Linked DNA regions of Homo sapiens: region 1 is linked to region 2. A link is a contact called in ENCODE Hi-C or POLR2A ChIA-PET data. All regions are on one chromosome and are shown on one strand. The core of a region is the stretch at or near the end of the contact, and the rest is flanking DNA. Distances in the headings are between cores, read along the strand shown. Region 1 holds the start of SLC8A2 (solute carrier family 8 member A2). Region 2 overlaps DHX34 (DExH-box helicase 34).

The links. Hi-C counts contacts between places; a loop is a spot of excess contacts on that map. ChIA-PET counts read pairs that join two places held with the same protein, here RNA polymerase II (POLR2A).
Region 1: a loop to region 2 is called in a map of uterus, with 4 times the contacts of the local background. The contact joins the promoter of SLC8A2 here to the enhancer-like site in region 2. A Hi-C loop is called at or near these places in 1 of 168 maps with a recorded cell type or tissue (uterus). POLR2A ChIA-PET finds 5 or more read pairs at or near these places in 2 of 52 experiments (HEK293 and activated naive CD4-positive, alpha-beta T cell).

The regions. Positions count from the first base shown.
Region 1 is chr19:47,469,101-47,476,483 of GRCh38, reverse strand. It overlaps SLC8A2 (solute carrier family 8 member A2), which reads left to right and starts at 4,591. Exons shown (of 10, transcript NM_015063.3): 1 at 4,591-4,695. KPTN (kaptin, actin binding protein) reads left to right here. Exons shown (of 12, transcript NM_007059.4): 12 at 940-1,334. The coding sequence ends at 1,068. RefSeq lists a silencer at 6,818-7,112.
Region 2 is chr19:47,378,512-47,385,476 of GRCh38, reverse strand. DHX34 (DExH-box helicase 34) reads right to left here. Exons shown (of 17, transcript NM_014681.6): 14 at 5,492-5,767; 15 at 4,485-4,661; 16 at 4,153-4,291; 17 at 2,773-3,497. The coding sequence ends at 3,364. Among named protein-coding and RNA genes, the nearest start is that of DHX34, 33 kb to the right of the region's middle. Within about 2 kb of position 3,441, at least 10 of the 41 ENCODE cell types and tissues checked have a DNase peak (open chromatin) inside an H3K27ac peak, as active enhancers do.

The DNA.
Region 1 (7,383 bases), core at 3,342-5,841, 90 kb before region 2:
AGCAGGGGGTGCAGGCCTCCTCCTGGGGGAGGGAGGAACTCATTTCAGGGAGGCAGTTCCTACCAGTCAGGACAACTCCCAGGAGAAAGGGGCAGCTGTGAGCGCTCACAGCAGCTGGGGTGGGGGCACCGGCCTGGTGAAGGAGATTTATTTATTTATTTATTATTTTATTTTTGAGACAGAGTCTTGCTCTGTCACCCAGGCTCTAGCGCAGTGACTCGATCTCAGCTCACTGCAACCTCCACCTCCCAGGTTCAAACAATTCTCATGCCTCAGCCTCTCAAGCAGCTGGGAAATACAGCCGCACGCCACCACGCCCAGCTAATTTTTGTATTTTTAGTAGAGACGGAGTTTCACCATGTTGCCCAGGTTAGTCTCAAACTTCTGGCCTCAAGTCATCCGCCCACCTCGGCCTCCCAAAGTGCTAGGATTACAGGTGTGAGCCACCACACCCTGGCCTTTTTTTTTTTTTTTTTGGTTTTTTTGTTTGTTTGTTTGTTTTCGAGACAGAGTCTTGCTCTGTTTCCCAGGCTGGAGTGCAGTTTCCCAGGCTGGTGTGCAGTGGTGTGATCTCAGTTCACTGCAACCTCCACCTTCCAGGTTCAAGTGATTGTCCTGCCTCAGCCTCCCTAGTAGCTGGGATGACAGGCACCTGCCACCAAGCTTGGCTAAATTTTATATTCCTTTTATATTCCTTCTAATCTCACTTCCTTACATTTGGGTCTAGGCTTTGTCCCTCCCACTAGAAATTCGCTTAAGGCCACTCCCCTTCACCCCTGTCACAGAGGCCCATTCCCATCCCACACACTGTGGTCTGCTCTCTGCCCTCCCACGTGGGCCGAGCTCCTGGCCTTTGGAGTTGCTTCACTCCAGACGGTCCCGCTGTGGTCCCACAGCTCTTCCTCAGCTCCATCCCCCTCATTCTCTTGTTCCCCACAGCACAGCCTGATTCAGGCCTCAGAGCTGGTCTTGACCCGGCTTCGACATCAAGTGGAGCAGAGGAGACGTCGGCTACAGGGGTTGGAGGACGGGGCAGGTGCAGGGCCTGCTGAGAATGCAGCCTCTTAAGCACCCATGCACCCACTCTTCCCAGACCTGGGGCGACTCATGGCGTGCTCACCTCCAGCCGCTGGTGGGGGGTGTCCTGAAGGACAGGATGCTCTCCCCAGACCTCCCCAGGGTGGTGAAGCTGTGCCCTGGGGCCCCAGCTAACCCACTCCTCTCTCTGTACGTCAATGTCCCTATTTGAAAGCAGGGATGATCCCATTCCACCCTGTCCACTCTGGATGAGAATTGGCCACCTGATGGTTATTTATACGTCCAGAAGAACATCATTTCCCAGTTGTCTCGATTCTTTTTTTCGGCAAGCATTTGGTGAGCACCTGCTGTATGCCTGGCTCTGTGTTGGATGCTGGATTCACCCAGAGGAATTGAGGGAGAGGGATTTGGGGGAGAGGGAATCCAAGGCTAGACCCAGATACAGGCCGGAGGTTAGATCCCAGGGTAGAACCCAAGAGAAAGAAATGGGGTGACACCTTAGCAGAAAGGCTAAAAGTTAAACCACTGTGGAACAGATTACGTAAAATGGAAGGGAAAGAGCTGAGGTTAGACCCTAGTGGAGAGAGCTGACATGAGACCCCAGTGGAAAGATCTAGATCTAAGGGTAGATCCCAGTGGAAAGGTAAGGAGCTTGAGCGTTTAGAGGAAAACTTGTGGGTAGAAAGGGCTGCTGTGGGAAAGCAGTGGTCCATTTGTAGCAGAGGGTCTGAGGCTAGACTCCCTATGAATAATGCTGAGGTTGGACCCCAACAAAAAATTGCTATGGCCAGATCCTGTGCAAGGGGCCAGGGTTAAACCCCAGCAGAAAGTGAGCTTAGTTCCCAGTGGAGAGCACTGAGGCAAGACCCAGGGAGAAGACCCAGGCTAGACCATGCTGGAAAGGGCTAAGCTTAGACCTAATCTAAAAAGCCTAGGGGGTTGGGGGCCCAGGGAGTGGGAGACAAGCCTGATTCTCCCAGCCTGTGGTGGTAGGAGTTGCCTTGCCTGTGGTCTTTTGTGTGTGTGTGAGAGACGGAGTCTCATTCTGATGCACTGGTTGGAGTGCAGTGGCGCGATCTCGGCTCACTGCAACCTCCACCTCCTGGTTCAAGCGATTCTCCTGCCTCGGCCTCCTGAGTAGCTGGGATTACAAGCGTACGCCACCACGCCTGGCTAATTTTTTTGTATTTTTAGTAGAGACAGGGTTTCACCGTGTTGGCCAGGCTGGTCTCAAACTCCTGACCTCAGGTGATCTGCCCGCCTCGGCCTCCCAAAGTGCTGGGATGACAGGCGTGAGTCACTGAGCCCGGCCTCCTGTGCTCCGTTCTGTATTACCAGGAGAAGGAATCAGAGGCCTGTGTCTCTAGGATCAGTGGAGGGTGGGAACGATGGAAGTCTTGTCCTCCGTCCACTGCAGGCCAGGAATAGAATCTGGGTCAGCAGGGTTGGGGGATGATCATTCCCTGGGCCGTATCCAGGCTGGGGGCAGGGGTTGGGCAGGACATCTGCTTCCTGGGGGTTCAGGGGAGAGGCAGACACCGTAGTCATTTTGGCCATCTGTCTACCTCCCGCTATGGAGGTCCACTCAGAAGTCTGACCACCAGCACTGACAGGGAAGACCCAGCCACCAGTTCTCTACCGAGCGTTTATGGGAGTTAGGAGCTCAGCAACTCCTGGCCACCCCTGTCTTCACCCTCTTTCCCAGAAGCCAGGCCCAGGCGTGGGAAGTTGGAGGAAGCCGGATCCTCTCCCTCCCCTGGCCAGCAGGCCTGACGGTGTCCAGCCAGGACTGGCAGTGGGCAGGACCGGTGGCACGAGCAAGGCCCCCTCCCTCCCACTGTCCGCCTCTAGAGAAGGAGCACTCCACACCGACTAACACGCCATCACCCCCTGTTGTGGGGGGGAGCAGGATTGGGGGTGGGTGTAGTGCTGGTGTGCCTTGCAGAGGTGTGTGCTTGCGTGGGGGTATGTGTGTGGGCCCATCGCAGGGTGCATGAGTTTGTGTCTTCAGGAGCCCAGGCCACCTGCCTGGCCCTTTGCAGTTCATTTCTTTCTTTTTTTTTTTTTTTTTTGGAGATGGAGTCTCACTCTGTCACCCAGGCTAGAGTGCGGTGGCATGATCTCAGCTCACTGCAGCCTCCACCTCCCAGGTTCAAGCGATTTCTCCTGCCTCAGCCTCCCAAGTAGCTGGGATTACAGGCGTGTGCCACCTGGCCTGGCTAATTTTTGTATTTTTAGAAGAGACAGGGTTTCGCCATGTTGGCCAGGCTGGTCTCCAACTCCTGACGTCAAGTGATCTGCTCGCCTCAGCCTCCTAAAGTGCTGGGATTACAGGCGTGAGCCACCGCACCCAGCCTGCAAGTCTCTTCTTGACCTGACCCGTCCTCAGCCTGGGGAATTGTGCGGTGCAGCAGTTAAGGGTGTAGAATCTGGAGCCATATTTACCACCTCATGCCTTGGTTTCCCTGTCTGTAAGTGAAGCTCATAATAGCATTTACCTAAATTTATAAAAAACATTAGAACATGCCAGGTGCGGTGGCTCTCACCTGTGCGGTGGCTCTCACCTGTAATCTCAGCGCTTTGGGAGGCCGAGGCAGAAGGATTGCTTAAGCCCGGGAGTTGGAGACTAGCCTAGGTAAAATAGTGAGACCCCGTCTCTTAAAAAAAATGAAGAGAAAAAAAGCCTGGCGTGGTGGTGGTGGGCACCTGTAGTCCCAGCTACTCGGGAGGCCAAGGCAGAAGGATCGCTTGAGCCCAGGAGTTGGAGACCAGCCTGGGTAACATGGTGAGATCCCATCTCCTAAAAAAAAAAAATGGAGGGAAAAAGCCTGGCGTGGTGGTGGCGGGCACCTGTAGTCCCAGCTACTCAGGAGGCTGAGGCAGGAGGATTGCTTGAGCCCAGGAGGTTGAGGCTGCAGTAAGCCAAGATCGTGCCACTGCACTCCAGCCTGGGTGACAGAGTGAGACCCTGTCTCAAATAATAATAATGTGCTGCCGATGCCAGGCACGTGGTCAGGGCTGCCTGTATGTATGGCAGCTGTTGTTATTCTTATTAATGGGTGTCTTTGTGGTTGTTTCTGGCCTCCTTTGTGAGGCTGTGCAGGCACAGTATGTGAATTTGGATCTGACTCCAGCTAAACATTCTTGCCCTCCCCCTAGTTCTGTAAGTCTGTAACTATTTGTAGCTGTTGGCCCTTGTATGGCTGGGAGACTGCGTGCGTGTGTGTGTGTGCGTGTGTGTGTGTGTGTGTTGGGGGGCGGGGGCTGCTTCTGAAACACACAGGAGCGCCCTCCGGTGCTGTCCCCTGCCTCTGGTGCTGAACCCGGAGGCTGGGGAGGAGGCTCGGGCTCCCTGCTCCCCCAGGCCCCTCCCCGGGCCTCCCCCCGCCTCCCGCACCGCCTTCCCTCTGCCCGCCTCCGCCTCCTCCCCCTCTCTCCGGCTCCTCCCCCTCCCTCGCTCCCTCGCCGCCTCCCCCTCCCCCGTGTCCCTCCCCTCTCCTCTTCTCCTCCCTCTATCCCCTCTCCCTCCCCTCCTCCCCGGCTCTCCCTCTCAGTCTCAGGCTTTTCTCTCTCTCAATCTCTCTCTCTCTTTCGGGCGGAGTCGCCCACCACTGCCAGCCCAGCGCTGGGGGGACCTGCTCCAGGCTGTAGCCGCAGGTAAGAGACCCCATTGGTGGGGAGGTGGGGGCGTGGGAAAAGGACGGGGTTACCCCAGGTGCGGAGTGGGGGCGGTTCGGGAAGCCTGGAGCTGGCTTCCCTGGGCTGGTTTATGGAGGTGGGGGGCTGCCTGGCCCAGCACGCGTACCTTCTGTGGGGTGGGAGTGCCACCAGCCGCCCCAACACCTTCAGTCCCTCCTGGTTCTCGGGCGGCTGGGGAGGGGGACCGCCTGGGTACTGGGGGGCGAGGACACCCCGCCCCCACCCCGTCTGGGGCACCCCCCCTCGCGCTCTCTACCTCTGCCCCCGCCTTCCTGTGTCTGGGTCTCATCTTTCTGTCTCTCCACATGTCTCAGGGGTCTCTGTCTAGCAGAGTCTGGCCGCCTCTGGGAGTCCCTGTCTCTCAGTCTCTCACTCCTGTCTCCCTCTCTCTGTGTCTCTGTGCCGGGGTCTGTTCGGAGTCTCTCTGGGGCTCTGTCTCTAAGTCCTGGGTTTCTCTCTCCTTTCCTCTTGCGCCATCTCTGTTTCTCTGTGTCTCTGTGTCTCTGCCTCTCTCCCTTGTCTCAGCTTTCCTGTGTCTCTCTCTGTCTCTGCTTTCTCTGTGTCTCTGTCTCTTCCCATGTCCGCATGTCTCTCTCTCTCTCTCTCTCTCTCCCTCCCTCCCCATCTCCCCCTCGTCTCCATCTCTGTCTCTGGATATCTCAGTCTCTGTTTCTCTCTCTCTTTCCTCTTCTCTGGCTCTCCCTGGGAGCCAGTGCACCCTCCTCCCACACACCTTTGTCTCCGCCCCTGGCAGGGGGGACCTGGAGGAATTAGACCCCCCCACCCGCAGAGTGGGCTCCCCCAGGCCTGGAGTCCTCTAAACTCCTCTCCCCACTTCAGCAGAGCTCCCCTGCTCTCTCCACTCCTCCCAGCCGGCACCCACCCCAGCTCTCCCCTGAGGACCGAGCCCACCTCCCCCTGCCTTGTTTCTGGCGTTCTGAGGCCGGTCCTTCTTGCAGTTTAACCGGTAGCCTCTGTAGTAGAGATGAGACCAGACCTCCCTTCAATCTAACCTCCCCAGTCTTCCTCGTGTAACTGGACCAGTCCTTCCTGCCGTCTCACTTCCATACCTCTTGCTGTTTGTCCAGCTCTTGATTCATTCATTCTTGTTGATAATTACTGAGCGCCTTTCCTGCTCTGGGCAAGCACTAGGTACTGAGTTAGACCGGGCCAGTCCTTCCTGCAGTCTCACTTCCATCCCTTTCCTGGTGTGCCAGCCTCACACTGTCTCAGTGGGGGGTGCTGAGAGGGCCCTGGCCAACACACTGTCTGCCTTCCTTGAGAGAAGGGGGCCCTGGAGAAGGTGGGCAAGAGAGTGAGTGATGGCGAAAAGGTACGAGGCTGTGCCTGTAGCCCTGGTGTGTGTGTGTGTGTGTGTGTGTGTGTGTGTGTGTGTGTATGATGTCTCCCTGGCTGCAGGTGAGGTCCCAGCCCTGTGTGACAGTGCCCACGGAGGGGGCTTCAGATGGCTTTAAAGAGCACTAGGTTAAGAGCCCTGTTCCTCCTCTGGGCCTCAGTTTACGTATTATCAGTGTATCACAGCCTCGAGCACCCAAGCTCTGTGGTGTGATCCCCACACTGGACCATTTTGAGGTGATGGGAGCGCCTGCGCTCATGCTGGGGCAGTAAATGTGCATGTTTAGAAGTCTGAGTCCCCAGCTCGGTCCTGCAAGGGCCAGCCCCCCAACACAGGCACAGTCAGAAAAGCACCCTCCCTTGCCGCCCCACTGTGGGGTGGTAGCGTGAGGGATATGAAGGACGGGTCTTACCTGGCACGCCAGACTGCACCCACCCCCAGGCATGCAGTCCTGTTCTTCTGATCAAGGACCTAAGAGGCACGTGAGGCAGAACAGGGGTGCTCACTGCCGACCCAGCTGGCCGCACGCCCACGAAGGGAGGGAGAGATGGCCCTGGGAGACGGTACCTGCCATCTGCCCTCCCCGCTCCCACCCTGGGCTCCACCTGATCCTTTTGCCCCTGGATTCTAAAAGCAGATTGGGTTTCAGGGCTGCTGGTGGATGGAGAGGGAGAGGCAGGAGCCAGGAGCAGAGGGAGCCCACGGTCCCTGGTGACAGGGCTCAGACCTCTTGGTCATTCATTTCACAAATATTTATCTAGTGCTTTCTCTCCCTGACTGCTCCTCTCGCAAGGCCCCAGCGAGAAACCAGGTTTTGCAGGAAAAAGGGATTGCACTAGGCTGTGCTTGACCCAGCCCCTGGGCTAGGAGGGTGGACATGAGAACCCGCATCACCTGGCTGTGGTCTCTCTTGAGGACTGCAGCAGGAAGGACAGGTGGTTAAACCTGAGGGAGGACTTCCCAGGCCGAGGCTTCCTCCCAGAGAGAGCGGGGTTTGGTTTGATGCTTTAGAAGAATTCCTGACTCCCGGCTGGCCCCTGTTTCTCCTGAAAGCCAGGGAGGCGGAGGGAGAAGGGAGCATGAGCCTTTGCTTTGGATCCTGGTGGGTTTGTAATTATGCCTAAGTTGTTGCTAATTAGGGGGCTGCTAATTAGACGTATCATTAGGGGCCTTGCTGAGGGGGCTAATTGTGCGGTGGCCCTTTAAGAATCACCCCTCTCCCCCACCCTTGCCTGCACACACACACACACACACACACACACACACACACGCACACAGGCATGCTCCTC
Region 2 (6,965 bases), core at 2,192-4,691:
GGGCGACAAGAGCAAAACTCCATCTCAAAAAAAAAGAATATTGGACACTCCTGGGAGACGGAGGAGCTGGGCTGCAGCGGGTGGAGGGCTGCTGGTGTTTTATTTTTTTATCTGGGTGCTGCTGGCACAGGTATGTTTCATCTGGGAAAATTCACCAAGCTGTTTACTTATAATTTGTGCATGTTAGCCTTCAAGAGGAACATTTTAAAAGACTGTTGAGGCTGAGCGTGGTGGCTCATGCCTGTAATCTCAACATTTTTAGGAGGCTGAGGCGGGCAGATCACCTGAGGTCGGGAGTTCGAGACCAGCCTGACCAACATAGAGAAACCCCCGTCTCTACTAAAAATACAAAATTAGCTGGGTGTGGTGACACTCGCCTGTAATCCCAGGTACTTGGGAGGCTGAGGCAGGAGAACCACTTGAACCCGGGAGGCGGAGGTTGCAGTGAGCCGAGATTGAGCCATTGCACTCCAGCCTCAGCAACAAGAGCGAAACTCCGCCTCAAAAATAAATAAATTAAATAAATACTGTTGAATGAGCCGGGTGCAGTGGCTCACACCTGTAATCTCAGCATTTTGGGAAGCTGAGGTGGGCAGATCACCAAACACAAAATTTAGCCAGGTGTGGTGGTGCACGCTTATAGTCCCAGCTACTCGGGAGGCTGAGGTGGGAAGATCACTTGGTGTCAGAAGGCAGACATTGCAGTGAGCTGAGATTGTGCCACTGCACTCCAGCCTGGGCAACAGAGCAAGACCCCATCTCAAAGAAAAAAAGTATATAAACCCCTAGTTTTAGTTAGGGAGACGGATTTGAGACTGATTTCCCATCTCCTCAGCCACGCATCTGATTAAAGCCTTCTTCCTTGGAAAGAAAGGAAGCCCATGGTTCCAGACCAACCTGGGCATCATGGTGAAACTCTCTACAAAAAACAAACAAAAAAACCTATTCACACCCAAAAATTAGCTGGGCATGGTGGCACATGCCTGTAATCCCAGGTACTTGGGAGACTGATTTGGGAGGATCACTTGAGCCCAGGAGGTGGAGGCTGCAGTAAGCTGAGATTGCACCACTGCACTCCAGCCCGGGCAACAGAACGAGACCCTGCCTCAAAAAAAAAAAAAAAAAAAAAAAAAAAAAAAAAAAAAAAAAAACTGTTGAATGGAATCTGTTACCAAAAATCAGGGGTTCAGTCCAGGTCCTGCTGCTGGTCGCACAGAAAGCCAATCACTAAAGCGAGTATTGCCAAGAAGAAGGCTTTAATGAGATGTGCAGCCAAGGAGATGGGAAATGACTCTCAAATCCATCTCCCTGACTAAGACTAGGGGTTTATATACTTTTTTTCTTTGAGATGGGGTCTTGCTCTGTTGCCCAGGCTGGAGTGCAGTGGCACAATCTCAGCTCACTGCAATGTCTGCCTTCTGACACCAAGTGATCTTCCCACCTCAGCCTCCCGAGCAGCTGGGACTATAGGCGTGCACCACCACACCTGGCTAATTTTTGTGTTTTTTAATAGAGACAGGGTCTTGCTATGTTCCCCATCCCAGTCTGGAACTCCTGGACTCAACTGATCCACCCTTATCGGCCTCCCAAAGTGCTGGAATTACAGGCATGAACCACCATGCCCAACCTTTTTTTTTTTTTCTGTTTCTAATATGGTGAATCAGATTGATTTTCAAATGTTAAATCAACCTTCCATTCCTAGAATAAGCCCCAGTTGGCCATGATGTACTGTATTTATATATTGCTAAATATGATGTGCTGAACTCCTATTTAGGGTTTTTGTCTATGTTCATAAGGCTTAGAGTTTTCTTTTCTTGCATTGTCATAGCCTGCTTTTAGCAGCAGGATAATGCTGACCTCATAACATCAGTCAGGAGGCGTCCTCCCCTATGCTGTGGCCAAGTGGGTGTGGGCGAGTATCATTTCCATGTTTGGTAGACGTCACCAGGGAGCCCATCTGAGCCTGTTCTCTTTGTTAACTATGAATTACATTTCCTTAATAGAGTTGTTCCGGTTATCTATTTCTTCCTGAATGAGCTTTGGGTAGCTAGTGTCTTTCAATAATTTTTTCCATTTCAAATGAGTGAATTTCTGTGTGGCACGTTGTTTATCGTATTCTCTTCTCCTTTTCGCATCTGTAGGACCTACAGGTTGTCCTCCTTCCATTCCTATGCCGTGCCTTCTTTTTCTCCTGAGTGATTTTATTGTTCTTTTCATTTTCTTTTTTTCTTTTAGAGATGGAGTCTCGCTCTGTCACCCAGGCTGGAGTGCAGTGGCACGATCTCGGCTCACAAGCAACCTCCGCCTCCTGGGTTCTAGCAATTCTCCTGTCTCAGCCTCCTGAATAGCTGGGATTACAGGCACACGCTGCCACGCCCAGCTAATTTTTTGTATTTTAATAGAGATGGGGTTTCACCGTGTTGCCCAGGCTGGTCTCAAACTCCTGAGCTCAGGCAAACCACCTGCCTCAGCCTGATTTTTTTTTTTTTTTTTTTGAGATGGAGTTTCACTCTTGTCGCCCAGGCTGGAGTGCAATGGCATGATCTCAGCTCATTGCAACCTCTGCCTCCCAGGTTCAAGTGATTCCCCTGCCTCAGCCTCCCCAGTAGCTGGGATTAAAGATGCCCACCACCACACCCAGCTAAGTTTTTGTATTTCTAGTAGAGACAGGGTTTCACTATGTTGGCCAGGCTGGTCTCGAACTCCTGACCTCAGGCGATCCACCCGCCTCAGCCTCCCAAAGTGCTGGGATTACGGGAGTGAGCAACCATGCCCGGCTCAGCCTGTTCTTTTATTTTTTTATTACGGGAGTGAGCAACCATGCCCGGCTCGGCCTTTTATTTTTTTATTGTGAGTGGGTCTTATGGTGCAGCCTGTGGTCCCACGTGAACACCAGTGCTCCCAGCCCCCCTGCACAACTCTCAAAGTGACCCAGGTGGATGGGCAAATTCAGGGTCCCCCTACTTCAAGGGGTAGGAGAGACTGAGGATGGACTCAAGAGAGAGCGGCTGCGGAGGTGCTAAGAACCTGCACCTGGAATCTGGAGACATGGGAGGTCCCTGCTGGCTCTAACGCCCCTCCTACCCAGGACCCCTCAGGCAGCACCCTGCAGCAGGAAGAAGGAAAGCTAGACCCTGGGGAGGACTAACAAGGCAGCTGCTGCTTTCTGGATGGGCAGGTGCAGGCCTAACAGTGTGTATCAGCATGTGAGGCTTTATTCACAATCCGTGCTCCAGGCCCTCTGCACTGGGACAGGACCACAGGGCTAAGCCCAGGCTGGGGGTTCAGGCAAGAGTCCTGCCCCTAGTCCTGGGCTGGAGGGCAGGTCAGCTGCACGGAGGTGGGCAGGGCTCCTGGCCCAGCTCACACGTGCTGCTTCCGGTGGCGCAGCACCTCTGTGGGTGTAAAGAGGAAGTCCTTCCCGCAGGCCTCGCAGTGGTAGGGCCTCTGCAGGACAGATGTCTTCTGGAGGGTTTCGAGGGCAGCTTCCTCAGCCCCTAAGGGAGGAAAAGGAGGAGGCTGTGAGGGGCGTGTTCCAGTGCACAGGTCTACCTGCACCCAAATGCCAGGCACCTGTGGGGCTCAGGTTCTCTCCTGGCCTTTGGAGAACCCAGTTTTGCCTCCTCCAGGAAGCCCTCCCAGATTAATAAAAATACACAGGTCTGTCTTTACTCCGCATCCCTGCCAGTGAGAGAGACAGAGAGAAAGACACAAGGAGAGACATGGAGACTGAGAGGCAGACACAGCCAGCCGGGGATGGAGGCATGTGGCCCCAGTGCTATCTCCCCCACTGAACCCCAGTGTGTGGCATCCCTGGGTGACAACAGGGTGGAGGTGACCAAGGCAGAGATAGCTGCAGGACAGAGAAAAATAACAAGAGACATAGCCACAGAGAGACAGAAACAGAGACAAAGACAGCAACACAGAGACACCACAGGGGACAGGCAGACAGAAAGAGGTGGCGCTCCAGGCTCTCCCTGCCTTGGGCTCCTGATCTTCAGGACAAGGCCTGTGTGTGGCACCAGCCAGGGCCAGCGGGTGGAGGTCGTCAGTCCTCGAAGCTCTAGCAAGTGCTCACACGCACAGGAGACCATCATGGGATGGGCAGACGGCTGGGCAGAGGTGGCCGGGTCCCCACAGTCCTGTGCTTACCTGGGGGCCCATCCTGTGGGGCCTGGGGGCAGGTGTTCTCATGGGCGATGCGCTCCAGGGGCGTGAGGGGCGCATGCAGGCCACAGTGGGGGCAGGTCCAGAAGGTTCGGAGACAGTCGCTGTACAGGTCTGTGTCATTCTGTGGCAGGCCAGCTGTCAGGGCTGGGCCCCCGCCAAGTGCCACCCACCACCCAAGTGCCCCCCCGGGACCCTTCCCAGAAGCCCTCAGGGCCACGGGCCCCACTTGGGAACTATGTCCCTGGACTAAGGTGAAACGGGGTGGTGGGGTCTTCCTGAAATCCCACCTTCAGGGAAGGAGGGTTCATGCTTACCGTGAGGCAGTTGTAGGTGAGGAAGTCAGTGACTGCGTAGCCCCCCTTTGTGGGGTGGGGGGACAGGGTGGAGCTGCCAAAGAGGCCAGGAAGATGGGGGGTGGCTGGGATGGTCTGGGGTCCCACATACATGTTCTGGACTTCTAGCCCTGTGAGCCGCCGGAGGCTGTAAGGAATCTAAGGAAGGAGAGACAGGAAATGGAGAGAGACAGACTCAGGGAGATGCCGCCAAAGCACCTGGATCCAGCTGTGCCTGAAGCCCTCCCTCGGGCTTTGCAGTTACGGGAGCCAAGTGCTTACACCAATCACAATTTGGCTGCAGACACACATGACCAGGGGTCTGTCTAGAATATACCTGATAACCCACCCCCATCTAAATTGCCCTCCCCAGGCCCCTCTTCTGCCCCTGTCACTGGTGGGACCCCATTCAGACCTTGAGTCTAACCTTCAAGTCTGGCCACCTCCCCCCTCCTCCTCCTAGCATGTCAGCCTTGGTCCCCTCTCCATGGCTCACTGGGTTCCTGCTCCTTTGTCCTCAAGCCCTTCTACTCCAGGAAGTCAGCCTGGATTGTACCCTTCTCCCCACCCCACCCACATGAAGTAGAACCACGAGCAATTTCCACTCCCCACCTAAGAGTCAGGGGCTGGTTTCAAGTCTGCTCAGTTCAGTTCTTCCCATCCACAAGCAGACGTCTACGGCTTCCCTCTCACACCCTGCCTGTCCTTTACTGTTAGCAAGAGGGGATCAGCCACGCTTGCAGAAGGTGCTTAGTAAACAAGGCAGCAGTGGGTAGTGTGGCCTCTGGAACCAGGCTCCTGGGATCAAATCCTAGCTCCACCCAGACCAGTGGAGTGACCTTGTGTAAGTGACTGAACCTCTGTGGCCTGAAAACCCCCAAATGTGCCCATGTGGAGTGAATGGGAAGCCAGGCCTTCCCGAGGCTCAAGCCCAGTGACGGATGCCCCTTCTGGCCATAGGGAGGCACGGGCACCCTGGTGGAGGGTACCTTGGATGCCGTGAATTGCAGGAGTTCCTTGCTCAGGGTGGCCACCTCCTTGGGGCTGACTGGCGTATCCTCCTCCTCCTCCTCCAGCTGCTGCTGGGCCTGGTGCGCCAGCTGCCGGTCCAGGGCACTTTCCCAGCGGGCACGGAGCCGCAGGGAAGCCGCCAGGAGTCGGATGGCACTTTCACTGTCTGCTAGCTGCAGCTCCAGCCAGCCATCGGCCACCAGGCGGGAGCAGTCACCATTGGTGTCCAAAGACCGGCTAAAAAGCAGGAGGGACTGAAAGAGAGGGGGCAGAAGACAGGGAGTAGGTGGGAGGGGCAGGGCGCTATTGGAGACAGGCCCTGCCCGGCTGGGCTCCTGCCCACCCACCAGCCCTGTCTATGTGAGGCATCCACCTACCCGCCATCTACCCGCTGTACCAGGCACCCCTTCGGGTGCTGGGGATACGGCATGAACAAGGCAGCCGCTGAGTCAGGGAAGGGGGCTGGGGTGGCGGGGCGGCAGATGGGAGCGTGCTGGGAGAGAGACAGCTGCATTCTCAGGCAGGGTGGCAGAGGGACAGCAGGCACTCAGACACACACGACGTGCAGGGAGAGCCCAGACCCTGAGCACACGCTCCTCTGTGAGGACGGAAGTCAGCGCTGTAATTACCAGTGCTGTGGCTCATAAGATGTTGGGGAAAATCCTCAGGGCTGGGGCCAGGGCAGAGGAAAGGGCAGGACTGGCCATGCGTGGATGGTTTGGGGACCGGGGATGGTACAGGAGGGCTCCATATACTGTTCTGCCTGCTTATGTGAATGTGAAGTTTCTCCATCTTCTTCTTCTTATTATTATTATTATTAATTTATTTATTTATTTGAGATGAGTCTCACTCTGTTGCCCAGGCTGGAATGCAATGGCGCAATCTTGGCTCACTGCAACCTCCACCTCCCAGGTTCAAGCGATTTTCCTGCCTCAGCCTCCCTAGTAGCTGGGATTACAGGCACGCGCCACCCACCCGGCTAATTTTTGTATTTTTAGTAGAGATGGGGTTTCACCACATTGGCTAGGCTGGTCCCAAACTCCTGGCCTCAACTGATCCACACACCTCGGCCTCCCAAAGTGCCGGGATTATAGGCGTGAGCCACCATGCCCGGCTTATTATTTTTTGAGACAGTGTCTCACTCTGTCACCCAGGCTGGAGTGCAGTGTCAACAATCACAGCTCACTGCAGCCTCAATCTCCCAGGCTCAAGCAATCCTCCTGCCTCAGCCTCCCGAGTAGCTGGGATTACAGGCACACAACACCACGCCCAGCTAACTTTTTAAAATTTTTTGTAGAGATAGATAGAGTCTCCCTATGTTGCCCAGGCTGCCTTTGAACTCCTGGGCTCAAACAATCCTCCCACCTCAGCCTCCCAAGGTGCTGGGATTCCAGGTGTGAGCTGGCCAGATTCTCTCAACAAGCAGTCCAGTGCAGGGAGAGAGCGCCTCAG